Regions from separate parts of the Homo sapiens genome. Here region 2 is linked to region 1. Evidence: chromatin loops called from intact Hi-C (ENCODE). Cell type or tissue: Calu3. All regions are shown on one strand. Links, peaks and the distances in the headings refer to the core of each region. The heading gives the core; the rest is flanking DNA. Region 1 overlaps LOC107986772 (a long non-coding RNA gene). Region 2 overlaps LOC101927609 (a long non-coding RNA gene).

Evidence for each region. A loop is a pair of places that touch in the nucleus more often than their neighbours do. Peaks named below come from ENCODE experiments on the same cell type or tissue, not always from the same donor. Only the 100,000 strongest peaks of a DNase experiment are listed, where the experiment ranks them.
Region 2: it touches region 1 in a loop (5-fold over the local background); 1 of 110 quality-filtered maps calls a loop at or near these places.

What each region holds. Positions count from the first base shown.
Region 1 is chr7:17,202,305-17,212,912 of GRCh38, reverse strand. It overlaps LOC107986772 (a long non-coding RNA gene), which reads right to left. Exons shown (of 3, transcript XR_001745107.2): 2 at 8,148-8,210. The region is part of intron 6 of LOC101927609 (a long non-coding RNA gene); the gene reads left to right. Among named protein-coding and RNA genes, the nearest start is that of AHR, 91 kb to the left of the region's middle. In Calu3, for the core only: no CTCF peak of the experiment used is centred there; DNase peaks (open chromatin) are centred at 5,512, 6,102 and 6,472.
Region 2 is chr7:17,255,337-17,265,944 of GRCh38, reverse strand. It overlaps LOC101927609 (a long non-coding RNA gene), which reads left to right. Exons shown (of 12, transcript XR_007060234.1): 6 at 6,617-6,693. Among named protein-coding and RNA genes, the nearest start is that of AHR, 38 kb to the left of the region's middle. In Calu3, for the core only: no CTCF peak of the experiment used is centred there; a DNase peak (open chromatin) is centred at 4,577.

The DNA.
Region 1 (10,608 bases), core at 3,513-8,512:
TTAAGAGAATCTAGATCTACAGAGGGCAAATGAGGAAATTATGATGAGATATTTGATGTGTATCAGCAAATATAAATATAAATAAGGTAAATGATCTAAATATTTGTTAAGAAGCTGTTTGAGAACTTAGATTAGCATATATCTTACATTTCTTTGTCTAGTAATTACCCTTTCAACTAGCTTATCTATATCAAGTAACATTGCCAGTGCATAGCAAGTAGCTGATGAAGATCTTGTCCAGGGTAACTGAACCTTTTAGAGAGCAGACATTACCGAGGGATTTAGGAAAGATTAAACTCTTTGAACCCTGCCAAAAGCAATAATTAAAATGAATGCAGTCTAGTTATTTAAACAGCTGTCATTTCTCCTTCAACAAATTTTGCCAATTAACAGTGTCAAAAAAGCTAATATTCTAAGAGGAGTGAATTTTTACCATTTCCCTTATAATTCTCATTTTTTAAGGAAGATTCCTGAAACAACAATCAAAAGGAACTTTGGACTCTGACTGAGGACACATCCAGCAATGGCAAAGCACTCTAGCCACTGCCCAGACCCATGGAAACTTCAGGAAGAGGCAGTTTAGTGCTTCTGGTAGTTGTCTAATCAAGATTAGGACTCTTATTTATCATCTTCCTCTGGCATTTTTGCACCAGTCTTCAGGTTTTAGCATAGTAAATATGTTCCAGTCTGTGAAATCTCTCTGTTTTATTCCAAATAAATAAAAAAGCATAATAGTAGAAATTAAAATGAATTTCTGGTTGTTGAATTTTTATGTAGGAGACACCCTTTCTACCTCACTATCATCAGTAGAAGTGGGACATCTGAAAATCATGAAAGCTTTCTCTCCAAATTTTATGATGATTATAAGCTACAGGACATAGACTCCAAAGGTTAAGAGAGAGGAGAGGAAAAAAATATTGAATCAAATGTGAAATATAAATTTTTGAGTGATAAAGAAGAAGTGAATATATATTGCAAATTCCAAAATAATATTAATATACTGTATTTATTTTATTGTCAGAACCACTTGACTGATAGAAACTAAGGCTCAGAGAAAGTTTCTGATCTGCTTGAAAACCATGACTAGTGAATTGAAAAATTATGATAGAGCCTGATCTTCTAACTTCTAGGCCAATGTTTTTTCCCATTATTTTTTTTTCAAGAATGTTAAAGCATATGAACAGATAAGTTATAGAAAAATAACAGATGGCCTTTATACATGTGATAATATGTTCAACTTCAAACATAACAAAAGAAATACGCTGAGGTATCATTTATCACCCAGCAGACTGGCAAACAAACAAACAAACAAACAAACAAAAAACAGCAGTAGGCCTTGTTGGTGAGACTAGAAAAATAGCCACTTGCATGCATTGTTGGTAGGATTCCAGTAAGGTACAAGCCCTGTGGAGGAGAATTTGCCAAATCTAACCAGAGTCCACATGCATTTACACTTTGAACCAGCAATCCTGTTTCTAGGAATCTATCTTATAAATACACCCATAGAAATCTAAAATGGCATATGAACAAAGCTGTTCATTTTGCTATTATTTTGTAGCAAAAATGGGAAACAACACAAGAATTTAACAATATAGAATAGCCTGAATTAATTGTGCCACATTCATATGACAGAGTAATATGCAGCAGCATAAAAGAATGAGGACCATCTCTATGTACTGCTCTGGGGAGATTTTTTGGGATAATATTATTTAATGAAATAGTATTTACAAAATAGTGTATTTGTCATACTATCTTTTATACAAGAAATAAAGGAAATGTATATATTGCAAAAAGAACAGTATTAGAAGGATGAACAAAAAGCTAAAAAAATGGTTAATTATGAAGAGCAGGGAGGGGAAATTAAGTGAGAAAGATCAGGAGAGGCATCTATGTATACATTTAAAAATCAGGAGAGGCACCAATGTATACATTTTAGTTTTGACTTTCATACCATGTAAATGCATGGCTCTAATTTTTTTAAAAAAGATAAAAAAGAAAAAGGAATCCCTACAAATTAGAAACACACTAAAGCAAATGTACATTACTGTATATAAATTGTTAATGTAATCACAAAGAGAAAGAATATTTAAAGTGACTTTGGAGCATAGATCTTTGACTACATCTTTAGGGATGCATTCTATAGGGAAAAAAATGACAAAGGCATTTTAAACTTTCTTTAGTAGTTTTACTGTTAGGAGTATTTATTTAATAACTATTTTATTTGAAGAATATTATAAAGCTCTGTCATCAAGGTCCAACCAGGACAATAAAACTCTCTTTTTCAAAAGGGTATGTAATTTAGAGAATAAGCTACATAGGTAATGGAATAACTAAGAAGCCAGGAGGAGATAACGAGGCCACCCAGATCTTAGAGACACAGGAAGCCTCTCCAATCTTAGGTTAGAGGAGCAAGAAACGTAAAGATGGGTTTCAGAGCCCAGAGGACCAGATCACCTGTTTGCAGCTGGAGCTCAGGTCAGCCTATCCTGGAGCACTGAAACCCCAGATGAGAAGCAGTCATATCCAGAAGCATCTTCCATGACAGACAGAAAAGGTAGAAATACTCTGGCTTCTTCCTTTGTCCTACTTCCCAATCCCACCAGTGACTGCTATTGGCTGACATGGGAGCCTGCAAAGGTGATACACTAAAGGAAGGGTATCTTCCCCTATTTGATGTGAGGGAAAACAGGCTCAGGACAAGTACAGACGCCAACAAATGTTATTAACTATTAGATAACAAGATTTTCAATATTCAAGAGAAAAGAGGTACAATTACAAAACCAAAGAAGTTATATAAAAGTATTTTATTGTTAGTATTGAATTCAAAATCTACAAATGAATTTATGATTTAAAAATATATTTTCTTGCTACGTCCATTGATATGGCTTAGATGTAATTTTACCCCCAATATCAATGAGTATACTTAGAGACATTTTGGTCTCTGATATCATTCCCCAGTAAAGGCATCAGTTTCTTGAAGAAATGGTTGATTATTGACTGGAGACACAAAAGATACAGACCAATCCTTGTATAATTTGAGCTCAAGATAATTTTCAAAATTGAATGCTGTTATCTTAAAAGTAGACACAGCTTGAAAGGGCTCCCACAAGCCAGTGTTTTGATATATTGAACATCAAAAAGAATAATTTTTTGTAGTTGGCTTAAAAGTGATTTTATAAAAATCCCTCAATGCACAATTAAACTCTTTTTATAAGGCCAAAAGTGTATATATTATCATTTGGGTTAGGTATTAAACCAAATCTTTTCTTATAAAATCAATGATTTAAAAACTATCCTGTTTTTTTCAGTAGGAAATTGATTATCCCAGTATCCCCAAGTAATGAGAGAACATCTAGTTAACATAGAAGGAATGTAGAATTAGAAAAAAATCACACTTTTGCAGTAATTGATTCATTCATAGATTCTCATTTAGAATTAAAACGACATGGTAAATGGTTGAAGGAGAATTGAAGCTCTATACAATGCTATAGTTGTACTACACAGTTTACTTTTTGATCATAAGGGAAAAATAGAACAGCATAGTGGAGGGCTCAGACTGTGGCTCTGTAGTTTCGGTGTCCAGTGTCAGCAGTTGTAGTGGTGGGACAGGGGACAGACTCTGTCCTTATTGTAGTGCAGTTAACCACAGCATCAGGTGCGATGCATTCTAGCCCCAAATAGCTATGAGTATACTTAGACAAATAGCTAATTTGTTCAAGCTGTTAGATTGAACTTCCAATTAATTAAAAAAAAGAGAGAGTTAGATTTAAAACACACTTAGAAGCCATCAGATAAATTCAGAGATCTGCTCTCTCCAATAAATTATGTGAAACCAATCTTGATTGTTCTAGACTAAATGCAGCTTAAGGGGTATAATAGCTAGATGCAATGCATGATCCTAGATTGCATCTTGATTTTGGACAAAACAGGAAAAAAATGGAGAAATTTTATTTTGGCTGGGTCTAAAATGAAATTAAGAAATTATTTATTTTGCTAGATATTAAAAATCATTCTTTTGGCTATGCAGGAAAATACATTTATTTTTAAGAGCTGAATACTGACGTAGTTAGGTGTGTAATGAGATGTCTGTATTTAAAATTCTTCTGCACAAAACATGTTTTAAGAAAGCATTGGCCAGTCGCGGTGGCTCACGCCTGTAATCCCAGCATTTGGGAGGCCGAGACGGGCAGATCACGAGGTCAGGAGATCGAGACCATCCTGGCTAACACGGTGAAACCCCGTCTCTACTAAAAATACAAAAAATTAGCCGGGCGTGGTGGCGGGCGCCTGTAGTCCCAGCTACTCGGGAGGCTGAGTCAGGAGAATGGCGTGAACCCAGGAGGCGGAGCTTGCAGTGAGCCGAGATCGCGCCACTGCACTCCAGCCTGGGCGACAGAGTGAGACTCCGTCTAAAAAAGAAAAGAAAGCATTAGCATGATCCTTTATGACCTGACCCCAACTTGTTTATTTAACTTCATTTAGCCATAAGATAAAATCTATATCTTTATTTCTGTTTTAAAATAGCTCCCTTTGAGTCCTTCAGGATCAGCAACAGAAGCTTTGTTTCAGAGCAAGGATTTGTTTAGCCTCAAGTTCCTGAACAGATCTCAAGGTGCTTGGGAAGCACGTGTGTGTGTGTGTGTGTGTGTGTGTGTGTGTGTTTATGGGAACATATATTTACCTGGATGAGTTTTATGACTTTCATCAGGTTGTCAGAGGGGCATGCAACTCACAAATATTAAGAATGTCAAGAGTTTTCCAGTTTTACTTGTATAACTCACTGTACGGTAGCCTTTAAAAAAACAATGCTTAAATATTCATAGGGTCTTTAAGATAACTGATTCAAATTAAAATAATATACCTGAAGTTCATGGTTCCCTTGTTGAATTTTTTTGCCTTACAATGGTATTTCCATTTATATTTTCCATTGCATGCTGAGAATTAACTCCTGAGGGTTCTTCTTTTGTATACATTCATATGTTATACACTACGTCTAGTTTTCAGACAATGCGGGGGTGACAGTTGATTAAAAGGTGTGTCTCTGAGGCTTTAGAAAAGAAGAATCATTTAATCCTAAACCATTAGCTAGATCATGTATCTGGCATTAAAACCTGAATACTTACTTGGTTTTACAATAAGGTAAACTTCCATGGACATGGTAAAAGGCTGGACCACCAGAGGCCATTCCTGTACAGATAAGACTAGCAGTAACAGGGAAGGAAAAATGTCTAGGACCAGCTGCATGGGCATCCAACCTGTGCATCTTCACAGGGTTCCATACTTAAAAGAGCCTGATCCTTCATTTAATGATTGGCTGTCACCATCTCGAAGTTCTAAAACATTTTTTAATAAGGGGCCTCACATTTTTATGTTACACTGGGCCCCACATATTATGTAGTCCATCCTGCATATGGGACATGTCCCTGTGCTTATCTGTGTTGCTCATAGCTGTGTTCAACTTGGTTCTTGTTCAGCTATTGCTACCCCCAGTTTCCTTCCTGCAGATAAGGGCTGGGGTTGGGCTGCTTATTATGGCAACAGCACAAAAGGCATGAGCAAACATGTATTAGGATTAGGGAATGTGGAGGCAGGATAGCAAGGAAGACCTAAATTGGCAGAAAAAGTCCATCTAAATGGTGAATCACTAATATCACTCTATTTTTTATTCAATTTATATAACTTTCACTGACAACGCTCCTTTAAATTTCTAGTAATTCTCATCTTTCTATTCCCTTAGTCATACCTATGATGGAGGAAACTCAACTATTGAGGAAAATAGTCTCAGGGCTCCCCTATGCACTAATACTAAAATTGATCATGAATGACGCTGAATCTGCCATTTCAGATATTTTCTCTAAAAATTTAAAAGTGTTATTTTTCAAAATAACGTTAAAGACCTACAGGTGGCAACATTTTGATAAGGCAACATGTAAACATTTGTGCCAACAATGTTATGCTATGTTTTTTGTTTTTTGGGTTTTTTTTTTGCCACAAATTCGCAGTTTACCAGGGTTGCTGTGTAGGGCTGTACAGCAAATATCATGCTCAAGGGAGTTCAGAGGAGTTCAGAGGTGGCCAAAGACTAGACTATGACTGGCCTCTTATCTGATCCTGGCCTCTTTGTGATGAATTCTACTGAGTTTTTCAACAGAGGAAGTGCTCATGATAAGGGGGATTATCTTAGTGGTTTTCTTTCCCCCCAAGGTGGTCAAAGAGTAGCACTAGTAAGTACAGTAACCAAGTGTTATTATCTTACTTGTAATAATTAACCACCATATATGAGGCACCATGCTAACACTTGATGTGCCTATATCATTCAATGCTTCAGCAACCTGAGTAGTTACTGAATTATTCACTGTTTACAAAAGAGAAAATGGAGACAGAAAAGTGAAGTGAATTGCCCAAGGTTATGTACCTAGTAAACAATAGAGCAGAAATTTGAACCCAAAGCCAGAGGAATTCAGCAGCCGCGCCCTGAAGCACAGTGGTGCCCTTTGTCAGGCAGAGAACCCACTACGTCATTAAGAACAGGGAGTTTCTGGCTATGTCATTGCTGTAGGTTGAGTGAATAACTAACAAACAAAAAATTAATCAATGAAAGTGATTCTACTGTATTTTATATTTTAGCTATTATTCTAAAAAGTAACCATTGCTTTTTGTACATGATTTTAGCTCTGAAAATTTCCTGTCAGCAAGAAGTCATTTCCCAGGTGGGATTTTAGAGGATCCTAAATCATGGGCCTTTGCTGTCAGCTGTCATGAGAGGGGGAAGAATTGAGGAAGTAGACAGCAGATAAGGCTGGGAAATATATTCTCTTTCTGAGAAAAAAATAATTTTCAGAGATGGCATCTTTCTATGTTACCCAGTCTGCGGATCAGTGGCAATTCACTCTTCACAGCGACCATGGCACTACTGATCAGCACGAGGTAGGCAGCAGATAAGGCTGGGAAATGTATTCTCTTTCTGAGAAAAAAATAATTTTCAGAGATGGCATCTTGCTATGTTACCCAGGCTGGGGGGCAGTGGCAATTCAGTATTCACAGCCACTATGGCACCAATGAATCAGCACAGGAGTTTAGACCAGTTCCGTCTCCAAACTGGGCCAGTACCCAGCTCTCAGAAGGTCATCATATAGAGGCAAAACTTAATGCAGACACCCAATTGGCATAGATCACTGCAGCCCAGAAATAGTCTCGAGCAATCCTCCCACTTCAGCCTACTGAGTGGTTGAGACTATAGGCACGCACCACCAAACCCAGCAGAAAATGGTTTCTTATTGACCTTAAAGTATCATCACACTGATCACAAATGTATGAAATTTAAAATATGATATTTAAGAACCATCCAAACATCTATCGTTCTTTGTGTTTAATTATCTGGCTGTTTCACTTTTATGGCTGATTTAAGAAAGCACTGAATATGCCTATATGGAAAATCATATATAAATAACATTTTCCATGGAAGCAATAAAAGACATTAAAATACTATGCAATGAAAAGAATGTCTAATCATTACTCAAATGCAATCTGAAATTATCTAATTGTGTTTTATCCAGACAGGATTCTCTAAGATTCTTCATAGTTTTGTTTTATCTAGGCAACAAGAATGAGAGTAAATGTTAAGGAAATTCCCCAGGAGGAAATACTGATTTTGGAATTTTGCAATTGCATGGTATATTTGGCTGATGAACATGGAGATTAAAGTACAGTTGACCCTTGAAAAATATGGGTTTGAACTGCGAGGGTCTACTTATACGCACATATTTTCAACTAAATGGGGATCAAAAATTTGGTATTCTTGGGATGCAAAACTTGCATATATCAAGGGCTGCCTTTTCTTATATGTGGGTTCCAAAGGGCCAGCTGCAGGGCTTGAGTGTACACAGATTTGGGTATACTCCAGGTGCCCTAGAACCAATCCCCCACATATACCAAGGAATGACTGACTGTAGCTATAATTTCCCAGCTTCTCATTCTACTAGCTACCTACCAAGTGAAAACATTGGGGAAGCCAAATGCCAATGGCAGAATAGGTTTTGTTTCTTTTTATTCCCAGGGGTGCTCCAAAACACATGCTCCAACCATTGCTAGAGAAAAAGAATATGAGTTCCCAAGGAAGATTTAAGCAGAGTGAACATATTCCATACCTTTACATTCTCTGAAGACATAGGTACTTCTCTAACAGCAGAATTAATTCCTGAAAAGGCACTCTGCAGTAAGAAAAAGAAAAAATGACATCAGTTGAATCTCATATCTCCATAGAAAATATTAATAAAGGCTTATGGAACTGACTGAGTTTTTAAAAAATTATAATCTTTCTAAGCTAAAAAATTTTTTTAAGTATTATGTGTATTAAAGGAAGAATAATATAGTAATAAAATGAATACTATATGTGTTTATGATATACTAGTGTGCTATAAAAAGTTGTTACTTCTTCATATTTTCTTCCATATCTTACTACCATAATTGGGAAGCATTTGTAACATGGAATTCAGACAGAGTTCTGCAGAGATTCATGACAGGCATCTTGAGACTTTTTTTTGCACCAACTTAGAATCATTTCATGATCTTTAAGAAGTCTACATAGGATGTTTGTCTCGATTCCCTGTTTTCAGTGAAAAATCTGTCATTTACAAGAATAGGCATTAGAGATAAATTTACCAAATTTTCCATGAGTTTGAGATTGTGAGCCCTATCCAATTGACATCCTAGCTTCAATATGTGTAAGTGGCAAAGCCCATCGTGTATATGGATATAAGTAGAACTGCTGTGAATAGAAAACTCTATGCATAATGACAGATTCACATTTTAAATTCTGATGCTGAAATACTTTTATATTAGTTACTACTTAAATGATATTAGATACAAATTTAGTAACTTTATGACAACTTGAAACATTAGTATGATTAGATCATATAATTGCTGTATTCTCTGGACTCTTAATTTGTCAGGAACTGTGATGCATACTGATTTCCCAAGAGCCAGGGAAGTTTAAAAGAAGAATGGGTATAAGTCAAGGTTGCCAGATGGGAGTCCCCATAGGCAGCTGCACCCTCTGACGTGGTGGCAACGCAGCTTGGCCAGACCAACCCGATCATCTTTTCTGAAACTTAATTCTGTAAAGTTTTATCCATGGCTCCTCCTTGTCTGCCATCCTTGGTTTCAGGGTGATATATTTCCTTTTAATCCCAATTAACCTGGTCAGTTTAGGAGCACACTCTTTGCCTATTCATCCAAGCTAGAAACCTCCCCTTCACCTTACCTGCTATGTATCAATCACTGGGTTCTCTATCCGCCTGTTCAACTTCATCCCGGGACAAAAATTCCCTGTTTCTAAGCCTTAAAATTTCTTCCCTGAACTATTCAAGGCATCTTCCTAACTCTTTCCCAGCCTCCAGTCTTCACTCTCTAGTACATTCTCCACATCTTTACCAGCATGAACATGGTATACCTCGGTGAACTTGGAAGTATAAGTCTTAACATGTTTCTTTCTTTTTTTTTTTTTTTTTTTTTGAGATGGAGTCTTACTCTGTCACCTAGGCTGGAGTGCAGTGGTGCAATCTCAGCTTACTGCAACCTCCGCCTCCTGGGTTCAAGCGATTCTCCTGCCTCAACCTCCCGAGTAGCTGGGATTACAGGTGCACACCACCACGCCTGGCTAATTTTTATATTTTTAGTAGAGATGGAGTTTCACCATGTTGGTCAGGCTGGTCTCAAACTCCTGACCTCATGATCCACCCACCTCTGCCTCCCAAAGTGCTGGGATTACAGGTGTGACCTACTGTGCCCGGCCAACATGTCTCTTTCATAACTCCCCTTTGCTTTTGAATTTCTTGGTAAGGAATCTAGTAACCCTTATACACTTATATCACCTCAAATAGCCAGAAGAAGTCGTTGCTCTCAACGTAATGTTTAGTTTTCTCAGCACACCAAAGGCCCTCCCAATGTCATGCTGAGAACTGGAATGTCCTCATCTCCTACTATCATCTTATCACCCTTTGTCTTCCCTTCATGCGTCAGAACACTCAAGGCTTGGGTCAGACATTACCTCCTCTGATGTGTGTCTCTGAGTTAAGTGATCCCTTATCTCTGCTCCCTTATTACCTTTGCTTATTGCTTTCTCTATAATTGTTCATTTTCTTATCTGTGTAGATTTCTAGAGTGAAGAAACGGAACGTTTCTTAACTATGTCTTGCTCATTATTAGCTTAACTATGCTACCCTAGCACGTAGCACAATACCTGGAACATCCAACAAGCCCAACAAGCAAACACATATTTGCTGAATAAAACCATGAATTTATGACTCCAGTTGTTCATCCCCCCAGGCAGAAGAATAAAATTGGACTCTTATCTCACACCATCAACAAAATTAACTCAAAATGTATAAAAGACTTAAACATAAGACCCTGTAAAACTATCAGAAGAAAACATAGGGGAAACTCTCCATGACATTGGTCTGGGCAATTATTTGTTCGATATGATCCCCAAAGCATAGGCAACAAAACAAAAATAGAAAAATGGGATTGCATCAAACAAAAAAGCTTCTGCACAGCAAAGGAAACAATTAACAGAGTAAACAGATAATCCACAGAACGGAAGAAAATATT
Region 2 (10,608 bases), core at 1,850-6,849, 55 kb before region 1:
TGAGGAGGTAAAGTAATCTTGAGTAAGAAGAAGGTTGGAAGCATCACATTTCCTGATTCCACATTACATGACAAACCTATAGTAACCAAAATAGTATGATACTGATATAAAAAGACACAAACCAATGGAATGGAATAGTGAGCTCAGAAATAAACCCTTACATATATGGTCAATTAATTTTCAATAAATGTTGGGGAAACAGGGAAACTGGATTTCCACGTGCAAAAAAAATAAATTGGACCCTTATCTTATACCATGCACAAAAATAACCTCAAATTGGACTAAAGACTTAAATATAATACTTGAAACCATAAAACTCCTAGAAGAAAATTGAAGGGAACAGCTCCTTGACATTGGTCTTGGCAATTATTTTTCGGATTTGACAACAAAAACACAGGCAACAAAAGCAAAAATAACCAACTGGGACTACATCAAAATAAAAAGTTTCTGCATAGCCAAGCAAACAATCAACCAAATAAAAAGACAACCAACAGAATCATTGGAAATATTTGCTATCCATATATGCAATTAGGGGTTAATATCCAAAATATATTGGCAACTAATAGAACTCAGTAGCAAAAGCCCAAATGACCCAAAATGGGCAAATGACCTCAATAGACATTTTTTCCAAAGAAGACATACAAATGGCCAAAGGACCATAAGAGACATAAAAATGAGCAAAGGACCTCAACAGACATTTTTTTTCCAAAGAAGACATATAAATGGCCAATAGATACTATATATGCAAGTGTTCTCAACATCACTAATCATCAAGAAAATCATAAAATACAAATACAAATCAAAATCATAAAATACAAATACAAATCAAAACCACAATGAGATATCACCTCATCCCTGATAAGTGTTGATAAGGATATGGGAAAAGGGAACCCTGGTATACTGTTAATAGGAATGTAAATTGGTACAGCCATTATAGGAAACAGTATGGAGGTTCCTCAAAAAATTAGGAAAGAATTGCTGGGTAATCCAGCAATCCCACTGTGGGTATATATCCAAGGGAAATAAAATCACTATATTTAAGAAATATCTGCAAGCCCATTCACCACAGCATTATTCAGTTTGGCTTTTTCCAAATCTTGGCTATTGTGACCAGAGACCAACAACAAAACAAATGTCTCCCAAATGAAAGATAATTCAGAGGGACAGCTTTCATCTTTCTTTGCTTCAGAGAATGAGGCCTAAGAGAGTAGTGTCATTAGTATTATAAACTTATTTCGTTTGGTATTGGTGGGGTTGGGGCAGGGATAGTTGGTATACTAGTTTTCTATTGCTGTAGTATCAAATTCCAAAAATGTAATGGCTTAAACAAAACATATTTATTATCTTATAATTCCATAGGTTAGAAGTCCAACACAAGTTTCACTGGGCTAAAATTAAAGTGTCAGCAGAGCTGCATTCCTTTTTGGAGGCTCTAGGGGAAGATGCATTTTCTTGCCTTTTCAAGCTTTTAAAGCTGCTCACATTCTTTGGTTCATGGTCCCCTTCATCCATCATTAAAGTCAGCAATAGTCGTGTCCTAGTCCATTGTTGCTATTATAGCAAAATACCATACACTGGGTAATTTATAAATAATTGAATTTTTTTCTCACATTTCTGGAGGTTGGAAAGTCCTAAATTAAGGTGCCAGCAGATTTAGCATCTGGTGAGGACTTGCATCTTCTGCTTCCAAGATGGCACCTTCTTCCTGTATTCTCACCTGACAGAAGAGATTGAAGAACTGTGCGGCTCTCTGAAGCCTCTTTTATAAGGGCACTAATCCCATTTATCTCGGAGACGGAGCCCTGATGTTGTAATCACTTCCCCAAAGGCCCTACATCTTAAGACCATCACAATAGGGATTAAGTTTCGAAATGAATTTTGAAGGGACACAAACATATAACCCATAACAGGTGGGTTGAATCCTTCTCAAGTTGCATCTTTCTGGCCATTCTTCTGTTGTCAAGTCTCTCTATCTGGCCAGAAAGTCAGGGAAGTTTCTCTGCTTTTAAAGATTGGGCTTATGCAAATAATCCAAGATAATCTCCGTGTTTTCAAGTCAGATGATTAACAACTTTAATTCTACTTGCAACCTTAATAACCTCTTGCCATGTAACATAATATAGTCATATAGTGACAAGTTCCTGGGATTAGGTCATGGACATCTTTGGGAGGTCAATAACCATGAAGAAATAGGTGTTATAGTGAAAAGCTAGACAAAAACGGCAATAGATTATTGAGATCAAGAGGAAAGTTGATCAATGTTAAAAAAAAAAAAAGAGACAGCAAAGAATTTTCTTCCAAATGAGAGCATGATTATTTATTTTTCAATATTTTGTCTAAGTACACTTCAGGAAGAAGTAATATATCTTAACTCTCCACAGTTCACAGGTGCTTTTGCATGTTTGATGTCTCAGTCCAGACTGCGTTGTTCCTGTCTCAATGCCCTGCCTGTCAAAGAGAATAAAGTTTAGCCTTGGAAAGTTGTGGGCCAAGTTACCAGTAATACTTAGGCTTGGGTGGATACAGGCCTCTCCCAGGGTTATGCATGGTAGGCTGTTCCCCAAAGTCACCTCAGCTGTTTAGGTTGAAGATCTTCCTACTCCTTGTTGCTTCACGGGTGTGAAGTGTAGAGCACAGGCTATGAGGACTTGGCTGTGGTGGACCAATTCTATGGACATGGATTGCTGTTTTCTGCAGGCAGATGGTTTCAAAATATGATGGCAGTTATGCCTGAGGAAGTGGGGGGCTGTAGAATCCCTCTGGTGGAGCACTAGACTTGTAAGGGGTGAAGCTGACCTCAGGCTTGGACATTGGCAGAGTGGCTGGGGCTGGGTCCTCTGAAGCCCTGCTTGTTATCTTGGGTGCTGGTTTGCCATGAAAGGAACTCTACCACCTCATGTTTGGCAGGCCTAAACTCAGAATGTTCCAGCTGGGCTAACACAATCTGGGTATAGATGAAACAGGACTAAAGCAAGCTGTAGTGCTGGAAAAGGGTCCTGGAAGTTCCTGAGCATTCACCAGTTAGTTACTTAACTGGAAGTTCTTCTATTTCCAGCAAAAGGAATAGGGTAAATATAGCAGCTATTATACCAACCAGTATAGAATTGCTTATAATTTAACAACTGAACATATCAGCTGTCTTACAGCCTTGATTTTGGCTCAAGCAAAGCAGTGGGCATTTTTTCTTTCCAAATCCCGAAACTCAAAGAGCATTTTTACTCTCCTCTTCCTAGGCAAATCAAACTTTCCATCTTATATCTCCCATTTTGATGCTGCCCTTGATGATTCTAAAAGGATTTCCTGTTCTTATCCCATGAAAAATCAGCATTTTTCTCATTAAAGATAAAATATATATCTTTACTCTTTGGCAAGGTATGCCCTCTATATCATGCTCATCAAGATGTTTCTTGAGAGGTGTACTGGGTTCAAAATGTGTTTACCAAGTTGAGTCCAAACTCTTCTAAAGATTGGAGCCCCCAAAGAGTAGCATGCAGTGAAATTGATATCCAGTTTTTTAAAACTTTCATATGAATTGGTATGATGATCACTAGCAGATTTATTCATCCTCAATTGACTGATATTCCCAAAGACACTCTCCCAAATTTAAAATCTCCAATTCTCTTCAATTTTCCTGTAAAACAAAAGCGCTGATAACAGTAACATATATATGACCATTCAGAGCTATTATATCTACTGGTTGACAAAATAGGAGAACATTGTGAGGAACAGTGACAAAACCCTAGAAGCTGTAGAAATACCTAGGAAAAAGATTGAGGAAAAGAAGTGTTGGATGAAAATATCAGAGGTACATACAAGATGGCTTTCTCCTGAGTACCTTGAAGTCAGTATTCATTCAATACATTTTTGTTTTGGTTTGGTTTTGGTTTTCGGGTTGTTTTGTTTTGTTGTTGTTTTTGTTTTTTTTTCTGAGACAGAGTCTCATTCTGTCACCCAGACTGGAGTGCAATGGCATGGTCTCATCTCACTGCAACCTCTTCTCCCGGGTTCAAGCGATTCTCCTGCCTCAGCCTCCTGAGTAGCTGGGATTACAGGAGCCCACCACCATGCCTGGCTAATTTTTTATTTTTAGTAGAGATGGGGTTTCACTATGTTGGCCAGGCTGCTGTCAAACTCCTGACCTCAGGTGATCTGCCCACCTCGGCCTCCCAAAGTGCTGGGATTACAGGCATGAGCCACCACACCTGGCCCATTCAATAGATTTTTATGAAGCTACTAAGTCAGACATCATAGTATATGCTAGAAATACAAATACGACAGCAGAGATTATTCTAGAGATATGAGGTTTACTGATGAGCAGTTGGTGATACAAGTGATGATTTTAAAAAATAGTGGGAATGGAAAGGTTTAGCAGAGGAAATGACTAGTCAAGATTTTGTGGGCTTAAGTAAATAATGTTTGTATTTGCACAGAACCATTTTACACCTACATCCTCTTTCTAATGATGCATAATCTTATGCCAAAGCTGAGTATCAATCATTAAGATTGAAATTTCTAGACTAGACCGATATTCTCAAGGTTCTTGGCAGAATGACTCATTTGGGTATGAAACCACATACACATTAAACAATCACACTACAGAGTCCAGGGTGATAGTCTGGTATTTCTCGACATTTACAACCTTAGAAATGAGTAACTGCTGAATGGCAAGTTGCTATACATGGTAATCTGATAGAACAGTAAGGGAAAATGCACAATAATTAAAATGAATTTATGTCTATAACTTCTAGTTTAAATATCCTTTCCCATTGATATGACTGGTACTTAGAGAAAAAACTGTGTCTACTACTTTTTTATTTGATGAAATCACGTAATTGAATTTTTGATCCACCTTCTCAGAAGCTATCCATGTACACTCTCAAATTTTTCCTTTTGACAAAAATATATTTATATTTCCACTGTTTAAAAACAACTGGTGTAGAACCAATTCAACTAGAAAGAGTTTAGAAAAAAAGGAAACATGCATTCTGTAAATGTTCATAGGGCTTGTTTCACAATGAAAACTTCAGTAGGTAAATATAATCAAACAGCATCAGGAAAATTAAATTCTCTTTCACTTTGCAGCAATGCCAAGCAGTAATCTACAAAGAGGTACAGTATGGATTATAAATGGTACAACCAGCATCTTGGAAGGCAAATATTTGGATTAAAATCAGCATTGTGAACTGAACTGGTCATAAAGAAAATAAATAAACCCAATGGAGTTCAAAGAGGGTATTTAAATGCTTTTACAAACTCAGTTAGCTTTTATCTTTAAGATTCAGAAATTAATATGAATTGCTTAATAATTAAAAGTAAACATTTTTATAACATTAGAAAACTAAGGAATGTAACATTAATTACCCAGAAAGAATCTATAAACATGGAAAAATTAATGAAAAGAAAGTGCATTAGAAGTTCAGAAATCAAACTTCAGTTTTCTCTTAAGGAAAATCTCAGAGAGCACAGGAGTATAATCTATATATTTTTCCAGTTAGAGAAAGAATAGAGTTCTAGGGGGATAGGTATAATATATGGACATAGTATTTTCAGAAATGTGATGTGCTTATGTTTTTTATATTTCCTTGTGAATGTTTTTTTCCCATAGTCGGACTTGGGAATTTAGTGGAAATTAGGCGAATTTCAACAAAAACGCAGAGAAGGAAAGATATTCTAAAAGGCAGTGTGCTGACAGACAGTAGCCTTGAAAACTACATATCTGAGAGGATTTTCTAAATTCCCTTTTTTCCCATTTAAAACTTCTAGAAGCTGGCCTAGCAAGATTAATCACAGAGTTTTGTGAAAAAGAGGTTCTAGTCAAAAAGGAAGAAGGAAAATCTTGTCTGGTTGGTCCGAAGAGTTGAATGGAAGAGAAAGGGAATGGCAGATTGAGGAAGCCAGAGAGACCCTTGTGTCTAGATCTCCTCTTTCCAGGCTGAAGTCCTCATGGGAGAAGATGTGTGACATGGAATGAGATGCCCCCAAAGGCTCTCATATTTGGCTGGCCCAATAGAGCAGATCACTTGGTGGTGGAGAGTAGACCAAAAGAAGGCCTGAGTGTGGCTTCCTCCTTTAATCTGCCTCCTGTGTGTCAGAGATAGGACTCACAAGTACCTGTGTGCCCTGAGGGAGACAGGTGGAAGTAAATTGAGAGTCAGGTTGGTCTAGAGAACTCTCAAGTCAGGGCTCAGGGGCTGTGTAGCCAAATGGTTGTGAGGCTTAAGGAGGGGCTAAGTCAACAGGAAGAAAACTGTGCCCTGACCAAGTCCAGAATGTCCACACCCTGAGTTCCCCCAGCTTACACTTTCTCAGCAGATGCGAGAACACTGCACAGATGCTCCACCGCCACTTGGCCCATACAGCAGATCAGGGCCTCACTGGCTTGTGCTGCCCCACAGCACAAACCAGTGAGGCCCTAGGAGGTAACCCCTTCCTACAGCCCCTGTGATGTCAAATAAGCTGTATGCTCCCAAACTGCAAATACCATTTAGATAATGGCTGAAGAAGAGGGCCTCTAAGATACTGCTCATTTTACCAGGGACTAATACTCTAATGGATTTAGTTTTTCAAATGGGACTATATTTTAGATTTTTCCTTTTTTGTTCTCCTTACCCTGTAGGTGCACATCATGGAGACAATCTGACTGGTACAGAGAAATGAAGAGACAACATTTTCTTTCCAAATCTGAGTGGAGATGTGAGTAAATTTGTAACTCTATTACAGGCATTTTGTCATTATTCACATCTTCAGAGATTTCTAATCTTTTTCTAGAGACCCAGATTATCTTTGCCCACTTCCCTAATAAGAATCTCTTTTCCAGGATCCCATGACACACTTCCCTTTGTCGTTTTTCTATCTCTCCAGAATGTCTTGTTTTGCATGTTTTTATCCTCAGATCTTTAAAACTAGCCACATCTAAGGCTCAATATTTGGTCGCACACATTAATTCTTTCTGTTTGGTGTTTTGTTACATGAGAAATAATTTGATACACACCCATGGTATTTTACAGATAATTGTCTTATAACCAACTTATTCTATTGCTTATAATTTTGCATTGGATAAGTGTTTTGCCTTTGTCCTTAAGTGAGTTCATGTGTGAATGGTCGATCTATACTGACTATATCTAAGTGTTTCAAGAACAGTGACTGTCAACCAAAGGACATTGCTCAATGCTTTATATACAGTAAGTTTTAACATAACTAGTATTGACTGTATATATACTATATGATTGATAAATACAAAGGGGAAGAGAGCATGATCCTGTTCTCAAGAAACCTTCAGTTCAGCAGAGGGAACAGACCCAACCAGGCAGAGGCTAAGTGCTATAATAGAGTATAAAAAGAAGGAAACACTTATTTTTATGTGATGAGGAAGACTCTTATAAGAAAATGGCAATAAGTTGCGCCTTGCAGGATGAACAAACTTTGGAAAAGATACTGAGCAGAGAGAACCATGTGTGCAAATGTATCTCTAAAAGGCTCATTTCCTTCTGTTTTTATGAATAATGAACTATAATATTAAATCAATCCATTTAATTATAAATGTATCAGCATTGTATACCAACACATGTGATATGACATTTGTAGTAAAAATACAACCTCAATTCCAAGCTTAAAGAAAATTCCCACTATTACAGCATTTTTCTTCATTGAGGTGAAATTCACATACAATTAATCATTTTAAAGTATACAATTCAATGGCATCAGTATATTCACAATGTTGTGCAACCACTACCCGTCTTTCTCAAAAAAAAAAGAAAACTCCATAAAATTAGAAACAAGCGAAGAAAAACTACACACACACACACACACCCAACTTTGGACCTGGGAATACTATGTCTAGGAATTTCTTCTAAAAAAAAGAACCAGATAAGTATGTGAATAAAGGTATAAAAGGAAAAAAAAAACTGTTACAGCATTTAAGAAGACAGACCAAAATTATCTGAATAATCATATACTCATACAATTTAAACTCTTATTATTGTTTTGTTTCTCCCAGTATTAATTGTTCTATGCTAGAGAACGTACAAATGTTATTTATCAGAAACTGTCTAAATTAGTTTGTAGTTTCAGGACTCTATACCTTCCAATTGTTTCAACCAATTCAATCAAAATTCAATTTTCAGTTTTTAATAACTTTTTTAGACAGTATTTCCATAAAGTTTAGGTTACCAGATGCACATTAAAATTCTTATCCATGGCATACTGGTACAATGGAATATTATTCAGCCTCAAAAAGAAAGGAAATTCTGACATATGGCTACAACATGGATGAAACTTGAGGATGATATGCTAAGTGAAATAAGACAGCCACAAAAGGAAAAATATTGTCTGATTCCACTTATATGAAGTACCTAGACTAGTCAAATTCATGAGACAGATGTCTCAGCATCCTCTGATAATGCTGTTGGCCATTCTCCCTTCCTTGAATGCTTTCCTCCCTAGCCTTAATACCATGCCCTGTTTTTGTCCTCTATTTTCCCTTCTCTTCAGGGACTTCCCTTCTACTATCCCATAAACATTGGTGTGCCCAGGGCTTTTCTTCCTCATATGTCCTTATTTTTCCACATACATAGCTGCATCTAGCACCAATATCCTTTGACACAAACCTGCATCTTTAGCCCAGATTTCTCTCCTAAACCATGACATGCACAAGTTCAGTGCTTCCTGGACATCTCTCCTTGAAAGTCCCACAAACACCTCACATTCAAACACTGAATCTGAACTACTCTTCTCTTTTCCCACGTCATCTTTTCTACCTTATAGTTTAAGTCAGGAATTAGAAGTTATTATAAATGAGCTAAAAATGAGAAAGTCCATAGAAGTTACTCATACCTGACAAAATAATTTTTTATGAGCATGCATTGTTATTGTCATTAACAAACCAAAAATATTCTTAGCAAACTCATATTTCTCAGCTCTCAATTTCACATGCAGATAAAATAAGACCTTAAAATTTCATTTGACATTCTGTCTGCAAGTTCCAGATTAGGATAATTGATTTATATGGTTTTCTAAGTACTAACCATTTTGCATTTCAATGAGACTCTGATAAGAAATAATTTGATCAATATGGTCTATGCATGATCTTTGTCTATCTGTGTGTTGACAGTAAACTGAGGGCATGGTTGAGTGCTGACACATAGACATTGGTAGAGATTTTAAATATAAATTAGCCCCAGGAAAATGTTTTTATGCCTGAATTTTAAATAGCAGAGTTTTATGTTTGGAAGGTATTTTGCTTAATAGAAGCAGCACCAAATATATTCAGGAGAAATGGTGACTCTTGACTATGCTGACAGTGTTGAACATTTATCATGACTACCTTGTTTTATATGACTTTTTTTCTCCATACATTAGGCAATGTTTACAAGGAGGTGAACAGCGCACCAGCAGATGTTTTGACTTGTAGAAAGCATGACTTGATTCTATAAGGTCTTGAGTAAAAGTTTTAAATGATGAGTTGAACTTTGGCCTGTGAAACATGCATGAATTGTTCGGAATCTTGGTCCTAAATGTCTTATTGCCAGCCTGGGTTGGCACTGCAAAGGTATGGTCAGATTTATAAACAACTCAAGACAGATCATTGGCAAATCAATGTTAAGATTTCATATTATTATATTTTCATTTTATTTTGCATTTGTGTTTCGAAAGTTGCCTTTAGTCTTTGAACTTATCTGCTCTGGTTATGAACAGTGGATATGTTCAGCATGAAATGTTGAAAAAGTTCTCACCAAACAAGTGCAGCAGTTTTATTCAGAATTTGCTGAAGGGCATAACACTGTAAAACAGAAAATGAACCACTCATTTGCTGTCATCAAAAATGAGGAAATGGCTCTAGGCAGTAGCCAAAGAGTTCTTTTGAAATTGAGAAGTTCACTGATTTGGCAGTGAGGAGGATCTTGTTTGTCTTGCTTGTTCTAAAAAACTATTTATCCTCAAATAATTCCAGTAAGATACAAGGAGAAAATCATCAATCTCATTTTTTCCAAATATCTCCTTATGTCATTATTATGTTTAATATAACTTCCAAAATATGGCCTTGGATTTTTATAGAGATCTTGATATATGCTGTATCTTTCCACTTAAAATAGATTATCCTTTAACCTAATACTGCAAATAAGAAAAATATATAATAATTTCATAATAAAATCAAACTGAGAAAAATCAATGCCTTGTTACAGAATGCTAACTAGGCTATCGAGGAACAAAAATTAGCATTTTAATATTTTTATTACACTGAGATATTTATGTAATGTAAGTCTTTATGCTAATGTGCTTTGTAATTTGATAACCTATTGATCATCTCTATCCCCACCTAGTTCAAGTCATCATTATCTCTTACTCTGGCAATTTCAATAGCACCATAATTGATCTGTCTGCCACCCTAAGATCTGATCTTTACCCAGACCAGAGCAATTATTTTTAAAACACATTTCAGATCATGAATCTGTTCTTTAAAACTGCGAGTGGTTTTGCATCTCACTCACTCACTCTTTAAATGGACTACACTGTGAGACCTGACCCGTGGCCACCACACTGCCACAGCTACCCTCCTAATGCTGCTTTAGCTGCTCTCATTTCCTTGCTGTTCTGTGAACCCCTCAGATC